Regions from separate parts of the Homo sapiens genome. Here regions 2 and 3 are each linked to region 1. A link is a contact called in ENCODE Hi-C or POLR2A ChIA-PET data. All regions are on one chromosome and are shown on one strand. Each heading gives the region's core, a stretch centred on a gene start or an enhancer-like site at or near the end of the contact. The rest is flanking DNA. Distances are from core to core; before and after follow the strand shown.

Region 1 (2,700 bases), core at 190-2,689:
TTTTAAATGAATAAATCATATAGTATGCGAATTAGATCTCAATAAAGCTGTTTTCAAAGCACACACACACACACGCACGCGCACACACACACACACATAAACAACATCACTCCCTATTTCCTTCCCCAGGTTTACAAATGCCTGGGTGAGGTTTTGAGAATCTTCTATTCTTCACTGTATGTTCTACTTGGTCTTCCCCTTCAGGGCTCAACATGCCCCCCACTGCTGAGCAGAGGTGCCCACCTCATTGTTGTTACAGGAAAAAAATAATCATGACAGCAACAACCACAGCTTCCTGAACAGCTGCCGTGTGTCGGGAAGCTGTTTCATCTCCTCCCAAACTCCCTTTGAGTTTCCACAAGGGAACTCATATTACCCCTCACATACTCAGGGAGGCCAGGGATGGTGGCACAGCCAGGCAGTGGCAGAGTTATGGTCCAGCCAGGCTGTGCAGGGGTGCACTGACCCTGACAGCTGGTCAGGCAGATCCCTGCCCAGCTCCACATTCAGTGATGCCTCATTGGCGGACTGGATTGAAATCAGCCATGGAGAAAGCATTTACATCAGGGAAATTGGCCGGTGCTACAGAGCCAGCTTCCTCCCCTCTGCCCCAGAGAGCTGGTTGTTAAGCTGTTACCAGCACACCACAGGGACCATCTGCCTCCTGAGCTCTCCATGGCTTCTCCAGCCCCACCAGGCATCACTGTCCTTCAGGACAGGGCTCCCCTTTGTCGGTTTCTGCTGTACCTTTGCTGATGCCACCGGGGCTGCCAACCAAAACCCTCAGCAGCCTCCCGCGCTGGGCTCCTCTAGCAGGCCGGGGAAGCTGCCAGCGCCAAGAACAAGCACGTGTTTCGTGCTTTAGGACGGCTTCAGGCGCGTTTGCGGAGGCCGGATGAAGCCACAAAGCCAAGTTGGCATCTCCCCCGAGCTCCCACATCCTCGAGGGCCAGAGTCCCACAGGCTTTAGAAGCTGTGGGTGCGGAGGTGCCAGACGGAGCCCCGAGCACTCCCTGGGAGGCAGCGACAAGGGACTCGGGCACTGAGCCGGCCCTGCTGCTGCGGCGCTTCATGACACACACGCCTCCTCCTTCCTGCAGGAGCCCCCTCTTCCGACGCCTTGAACAGATGTTCCACCACTAGAGCAAGCTTTCGGGGAGATGGTGGAAATGAACGGTTTATTCCCTTCAGAACTGGCTACAGAACCCAGTGCGGGACCCAGTGGGGACCTTGCTCAAAGACCATGAAGAGTCTCAAGGCACTGACAGCACAGCATGAACCCAAGCGGGGCCCTTCAAGGCAACGGACGACCGCAGGGTCAGACCCTACCCAAGCCGGACTTGCGACTGGCCTAGAGGCCCCAGGAAGGAACCCCCTCGTGGATGCCTCCTAAGCTGTCCCTGGGCTCTGAGACTCTGGGCTCAGGCCTTGGCTCTGCTCCTATGTCAGATTCGCAGTGAGGTGTCACGCGTCTCCCTGGGGTGGCACGGGGACAACAGCTGTGCTCCACCTGTGAGCACTTTACAACACGACTGGGCAGGCCAGGGCAGACGCTGGCCTCGCTCCTTCCCGGACAGCTGCGGGGGAGAACGCCCCTGTGTGGTGCAGGCTGCTGCGGGGGAGAAGACCCCCAAGACTCCTCACCTCCACCCCCTGCACGTGGGAGCCAGGTCCCCAGGCAGGGGCGACGGGCTGCCAGCTGCCCCGTGTGAGCAGCCTCGCCTGCCCACTTTGGAGCCAGAGGAACAGCAAGCAGGCTCCAGGCCACGGCCCTCCCGGCTCTGGTTCCCTCTGCTTGTCCCTTGGAGGGGCCCATACGGGGCCTGATGCCCAGGAGCCTGCGGCCCCCTTGTCCTGGATCTACTCTGCGCTGGCTTCCAGGAGGGAGGACCCCCTTCCCCCACCACGTCTCATGCCAGCCTCGGCGCAGCTCCGGAGAGCGGGAGGCGGAGGCTCAGAGCGGTGCAGCCCCACCGGGCCCCAGCCCGTTGCCTCCGCCCCCACCTCACCCCATCCCCAGCAGCACCACTTCCGCTCAGGCCTGGCTGCTGGCAAAATCTCGGCACAGAGGGAGGAGGGGGAGAGGAAAACGCATGATTCCTCCTCAAAATGGAGTCAGCCGAAAAAAGCGTGAATGCAGAGCCCGAAGAGACTCCTGGGGGAGGGGAGCCCCTGCAGGGCCAGCCGAGGGCCGGCGCAATGGCTTATCTGAGGGACAGGCAGAAGGACGGACCCCCACGGTGGACCCCAGCTACGCACCGTGTCGTGGTGGGGCGGGAAGGCGAAGGTGTACTCGTCTGCCAGCAGCCTGCGGTAGGCGTAGTCCTCGTGCGCGCGGCTCCCGTAAGCCCCGTAGTAGTCGTACTCGAGGACCTGGGAAGAAAAGACGTGGTCCTCAGCCTGCCTCTTTGGCCCCTCCCCGCTTCCCTCCCCAGAGCGGGGTCCCGCTGAGGCTGTGATGGGGTCAGGCCTGGCCCTGCCCTCGGAGAGCCCTGCACTGAGTGCCCGTGTGTTGTGGACGCGGGCAGGGGGCCCCCATGAGGTCCAGGCAAAACAGAGGCACAAAGGAGGCCGCAGGGTTGCCTGGTGGGTCTGAGAGCCCAGCCAGGGCCCAGGAGGCTGGAGGAGGAGCTGGATGCACCCAAGGTGGGGAACGACAGGGAGAGGTGGTTACCCAGGACCTCAGCCAGGGCTGCTCCC
Region 2 (2,700 bases), core at 150-2,649, 280 kb before region 1:
TGACGCACGTGGAAGAGTGTCTAGGAGAGAGCAGGCAACCTCTACAGAAGTGCAGGTCACTAGGGAGACAGCAGGTACAACACAGCCTTAAAAGCATGGACTCCAGAGTCAGCCACCTGGTTCCCAGCCGCAATCTTAGATGATCTATTTAAACTTTTCCAGCCTATTTCCTCATCTGTACAATAGCGATGATGGAAGTGTCCACCTCACAGTCTTATTGTGGGGATTGCAACACGCATGGCATAGAGCACATGGCAGAGTGCACATTTTTAGGAGCTCAATTAGTATTTACTTCAAGACCGTAAGTGTCGCTAGAACCCCATCACATGTCTGCTATCTGCTTTTCACTTCTACACAGGAATCTTCTTTCTCCCTGTCTTGCTACACAGACCAGTGTGTTCTTTCGTTGTTGTTGTTTGAGATGGAGTCTCGCTCTGTCGCCCAGGCTGGAGTGCAGTGGCGCGATTTCGGCTTACTACTGCCTCTGCCTCCCGGGTTCAAGCGATTCTTCTGCCTCAGGCTCCCCGAGTAGCTGCGACTACCGGCGCGCGCCATCACGCCCGGCTAATATTTTTTGTACTTTTTTAGTAGACACGGGGTTTCACCATGTTGGCCGGGCTGGTCTTGAACTCTTGACCTCAGGGGATCTGCCCGCCTCGGCCTCCCAAAGTGCTGGGATCACAGGCGTGAGGCCCCGCGCCCGGCCTGGTTTCGGGATTTTAAGCTAAATTTCTCTTTGTAAAATCCATTCTAGTTAGTTCATTATGCAAAAGGTACAAGGGTTTATCTTTGCTTTTTTGTACTTGAAATAATTCTTTCATCAATTTCTTTCAAGCAAACAAGTTCGAGACCTCCCTCAACAGGCCACCTTTCTTGTGAAAAGCTGTTTACAAGATTTCGATTCAAATCTGCCTTTACAGGTCTTTTGGGGCTACCCAAGTCTTTCCCTCCGTCGCGTTCTGCGGGAATGAGCTGCGCAGCGCTCCGCCCGGGCCCCCTCAAGCCTCACCTCTTGCAGCGCCTTCCAGTTTTGAGAAAAGTCTTCTGGTGCCTTTGGAGGTCGCACCACAGCACCGGGGCCGCTTGCTGGCTTCTTGCTTACTTCCCGCGCCTTGCTTTTCCAAAACCTTTTTTTCTTCTTGTTTTTCTTCCGAGTGAGCGTCTTGACAGGACCCGGCTTAGCCACGGGGCTGCTCGGGGCGCGCTTGGAGGCGGGGACCTTCGCCTTCCCCATCCTGCTGCCGTCCAGCGCCTGGGCCGGCGGCCACCCGAGACCCCGGCCTCCCCGGGCCCGGCGCCCTGGCAGCACAAGCGCCTGCCCAGGCCAGGCCGAAACACACCCACCGCAGGGACCCCGTCCAGGAAAAGACTCCGGAAGAGACCCCGCACGCGTTGCGCATACCTCAGCACGCACGCTCCAGTCCCCGGAAGCGCTCGTCTCTCCACAACCGGCTGGAAACCGGATCCCTGCCTCTGGTTCCGCGCAGCCTGGGCGGTTCACCCGCACGGGACTTGGGCCGCCGCCTTAGCCAGCGGCATCCGGGGTCATCGACCTCGAGTTTGACTGGGGCAAGCCGAGGACCTCCCCAAGATCCGGGATGGGGATGAGAGATGCGAACGCCGGAAGGGAACTGGGGGGCCGCTGTGTGTGTAGCACCTGGTAGGGCAGCTGAGCTGGGGGCACTGGGCGGTGGGGCTAGTGAGAGCCGGGCTAGGTCGCTCGCCTGCGTCCTGGACTCTCGAGCCTTTCCCGCCTTGGGCTGCTCCTTGCTCAGCCTCACAGCGGCTCATCTTCCACGTACAGTGGGGAAACTGAGGCCCAGGCACCGGGAGGAGTTCCTGCCAGTTCACTCTGTAGCAGGACGAGCCGCAGACAAGAACCCCTCAGACACCGAATTGTAGAAGGAAAGGGCTTTATTTAGTGGGGAGCATCGGCAGACTCACGTCTCCAAAAACCGAGCTCTCTGAGTGAGCAATTCCTGTCCCTTTTAAGGGCTTACAACCCTAAGGGGGTCTGTGTGAGAGGGTCGTGATCGATTGAGCAAGCAGGGGGTACGTGACTGGGGGCTGCATGCACCGGTAATCAGAACGCAACAGAACAGGACAGGGATTTTCACAATGCTTTTCCATACAATGTCTGAAATCTATAGATAACATAACCGGTTAGGTCAAGGATTGATCTTTAACCAGGCCCAGGGCGCGGCGCCGGGCTGTCTGCCTGTGGATTTTATTTCTGCCTTTTAGTTTTTACTTCTTTATTTGGAAGCAGAAATTGGGCATAAGACAATATGAGGGGTGGTCTCCTCCCTTACTTCTGCCGCCTGGGTTCAAGCGATTCTCCTGCCTCAGCCTCCTGAGTAGCTGGGACTATAGGTGCACGCCACCACTCTCTGCCAATTTTTGTATTTTTAGTAGACCTGGGGTTTCGCCACGTTGGCCAGGCTGTCTTGAACTCCTGACCTCCAGTGATCCATCCGCCTCGGCCTCCCAAAGCGCTGGGATTACAGGTGTGAGCCACCGTGCCCGGCCGGGAGTGGGTAGATTTGATGTGCGTGTGTAACAGGCAGAGGTTGATGGAGTAACAGGGAAGTGAGGCTCCTAGGATTTTGGTCTGAGCAATTGGGTGTGGCCATTTATCATCTCAATAAATGTCTGCGGGGAGCAGGGTGAAGTATGGGGGTGGAGCCATGAGCTCCTTTT
Region 3 (2,700 bases), core at 1-2,500, 330 kb before region 1:
TTTTTTAAACCACACATATACAAGCCTTCCGATAAGTCTAGGCCTCAGAGTTTGATGACTCACTACCACCTCCAGAAAAATTTAAAAATTTAACCATCACTACTTAAAACTCTAGCAAAGCCACACGAACACATTAAGTAAACCGAGGAAAAAACGGCAAGTGGGCCACACAAGGCTCTCCCTGCGGGGATAAGGCTGTTAATTTGTCGACATAACGGGATTCTTTTAGAAGTAAAAGGCATAAATCTGCGTAACCACCACCACCTTTTGTTTTTGTTTTTTTGTTCTGTCAAGCTTAATCAAGAAAGAGGGAAGGGAGTTGTGTCCCTTCACTTTGTAGGATCGGATCCTGTCCACCCAGTTCCCGAATGCTCTCAACAGTTACCCAACCGCCTGTTTCAAAGGCTTCCCTGTTGCTCAGAATGCCACCTGGACACTTCTGGAAGGAGACTATCAGGGAGATAGGCTTCCCCTCCTCCCAGGCTGTGTACAGGTCCCCACTCAATCCAGCCCAGGGCAGAGTCCAAACGGGGAGGGAGACGCAGACAGGGTCAAAGGGACCCCAAGAGTCCAGCACATCTGGGAAAGAGAAAAGGAAAAGGTGCTGTGGCTTCCTGTAGCTGGGGCGCACGCCAGCGCGCCCCCTTTCCTCTGGGAGGACCCCCGGCCCCCGTTCGTCCCCGAGCTCCCAGCCCGCCTCCGGGAGCCCCAGTGAGAGGAAAAACGTGCGGGGACCCCCCAGCAGCTCCAAACGCCGAGGCGCTCCCCGCGAGCCTCAGACCCGACCCAACGCCAGGACTCGCGCCGCCGGCCCGGGAAGAAACCCCCACAGCCCGCGCCCCGGGCTGGCTGGAGGGTGGGGGCGGCTAGCCAGGCAGGGCGCCGAGGCCCGGGCTCCGGGAGCGGCCCAGCGGGCAGGGGAGACTGGGCCCGGAGGCCGGGTTTGGGGCTGTCCAGCCGGGACAGAGGGCCCGGGCGGGGGGGTCCCCCTGTGGGAACAAGGAGTCAGGGGGCGGCCCGGGCCTGGCGCCCTGCGCTGGGAGGCCGACTCCGGAGCGGCCCGGGCGGCCTGGGTCGGGACCGGGGCCGGGGGAGGAGCCCGCAGGCCGCACCTGGTCGGCGAAGTCCTCGGCCGTGCCCATCAGGTCGTTCTGGCCCATGGCGACGGCGGGAGGCTCGGCTCGGCTCGCTCGCTCGCTCGCTGGCTCTCGCCCGTCGGCGCCCGCACCCGCTGCGGCCTCCACAGGAAGTGCCCGGCGGCCGGCCTCGCTCCGCGTCGGCTGCGGCTCCAGCGGCTGCCACGTAGGCCAAGCCTTAAAGGGGCCGCGCGCCGCCCGGGCCCGCCCCGGTGCGTCTTAAAGGGGCCACGCGCCATCCCCAGCCTCCCGACCCATCCGCTCGAAGCCACGCCCGCCGCGCTCGACGCCACGCCTCTCACGCTGGAGGCCCCGCCCGCCGCGCGCAGGCCCTGCGGTCCCTCCCGGCCCGGCGGAACGCGTCCCTTTTAAGGGGGCGGGGACCTGGGGGTCTGGGGCCAGCGCGCGGGAGGGACGCCTGAGTGCCTCGAGGGCGCCGTTCGGGCGGGGAGGATCCCGCGGGTCCCACTGACCCACGCGGGGTGGGGCCAGGGGTGGACGCTCGCCCGTACGCGGTCGCTACTGATCATGCTTGGGCCAGGGTCCAATCGCAGGCGCCCCACGCAGGGGGAGCGAGGCCCAGGGTCCCCCGGAGAGCCCATGGAGAAGTACCAGGTGCCGAGTGTTCCCTGCGGGGAGGCGGGAGCTCCGTGGGGTAACGGTCGCAACCCTGGAGCTACGGCCGGCGGTTCCGACCGAGGGCGGCGAGGGGCCCGCGCCCTGGCCAGTGTCGGCCTGCAGCTCCTAGGTTGAACCCGGGGGGCCTCCAACGGTGACCTCCTGGGTGCCCTTTGCCACTCAGTTTCCCCCTTTGTGAATTGACTAAGGATTCTCCAGCCCTGGCTGAGTATTTGAGGGCGTGGGGCAGCTCCTCTATCCTTCGTGCCTGGGGTCTGTGCGCTTGGGTCCACCGAGGCAGGACCCCCGGGAACATCCCGAGTACATAATTGGGAGCCCCCAGTCCCCTAAAAACACCCCTGCAGCGTGGGTCTGTGAAAATGTTTGAGACCTAAAAAATTCACAAAACACAAAAGGAAAGCTGCAAAATAAAAGTAAATGTTTAATTAAATGCTTCTATACATGATATATACACTTTATTAAATGTTAGATTCAGCATTTGTGAAAAATGCATTCGCTTGGAAACAGTTTGCGGGTTAGATTTTTGTCACTTTGGAAGAATTGTCTTTGTGTGAGAGGACTATAGGGCGTTGCCAGAGGTGAAGCAGATGAGCTTCTGGTGGCCAGATAATTTTTAAAGTAAAGTTGTTTTTCAGATTAAAAAAAAATAGACGTTTCAGGAATATACCTGCTTTTGGAAAAAAAAATAGACTTGATTCGAGATACGGCTCCATTTTACTGTTTAATTTGCTGCCTAAGCTTGAACGCTCTCACACCAGCTCTGCCCTCAGCCCGCTGTGGCTTAGAACAGCAGTCCCTGGCCGGGCTCGGTGGCTCACGCCTGTAATCCCCAACACTTTGGGAGGCCAAGGCGGGCGGATCACCTGAGATCGGGAGTTCAAGACCAGCCTGACCAACATGGAGAAACTGTCTCTACTAAAAATAC

Evidence for each region. Hi-C counts contacts between places; a loop is a spot of excess contacts on that map. ChIA-PET counts read pairs that join two places held with the same protein, here RNA polymerase II (POLR2A). Pooled maps may share reads with other maps.
Region 2: a loop to region 1 is called in a map of naive thymus-derived CD4-positive, alpha-beta T cell, with 2.9 times the contacts of the local background. The contact joins the promoter of REXO4 here to the enhancer-like site in region 1. A Hi-C loop is called at or near these places in 4 of 168 maps with a recorded cell type or tissue (chondrocyte, naive thymus-derived CD4-positive, alpha-beta T cell, ovary and 1 more) and 6 of 50 pooled maps. POLR2A ChIA-PET finds 5 or more read pairs at or near these places in 3 of 52 experiments (MCF 10A, activated CD8-positive, alpha-beta T cell and activated naive CD4-positive, alpha-beta T cell).
Region 3: a pooled map shows a loop between it and region 1 (2.5-fold over the local background). The contact joins the promoter of SURF4 here to the enhancer-like site in region 1. A Hi-C loop is called at or near these places in 5 of 50 pooled maps. POLR2A ChIA-PET finds 5 or more read pairs at or near these places in 2 of 52 experiments (A673 and activated CD8-positive, alpha-beta T cell).

Annotation. Positions count from the first base shown.
Region 1 is chr9:133,700,657-133,703,356 of GRCh38, forward strand. It overlaps SARDH (sarcosine dehydrogenase), which reads right to left. Exons shown (of 21, transcript NM_001134707.2): 13 at 2,260-2,373. Among named protein-coding and RNA genes, the nearest start is that of SARDH, 36 kb to the right of the region's middle. Within about 2 kb of position 1,440, at least 13 of the 41 ENCODE cell types and tissues checked have a DNase peak (open chromatin) inside an H3K27ac peak, as active enhancers do; they include A673 and ovary, where a contact is called at or near this core.
Region 2 is chr9:133,416,611-133,419,310 of GRCh38, forward strand. REXO4 (REX4 homolog, 3'-5' exonuclease) reads right to left here and starts at 1,400. Exons shown (of 8, transcript NM_020385.4): 1 at 1,010-1,400. The coding sequence starts at 1,234. It also overlaps a transcript of ADAMTS13 not described here. RefSeq lists a silencer at 1,145-1,384 and an enhancer at 1,495-1,714.
Region 3 is chr9:133,374,810-133,377,509 of GRCh38, forward strand. It overlaps SURF4 (surfeit 4), which reads right to left and starts at 1,251. Exons shown (of 6, transcript NM_033161.4): 1 at 1,113-1,251. The coding sequence starts at 1,160. It overlaps STKLD1 (serine/threonine kinase like domain containing 1), which reads left to right and starts at 1,557. Exons shown (of 18, transcript NM_153710.5): 1 at 1,557-1,751. The coding sequence starts at 1,665. RefSeq lists silencers at 676-955, 966-1,205, 1,296-1,795.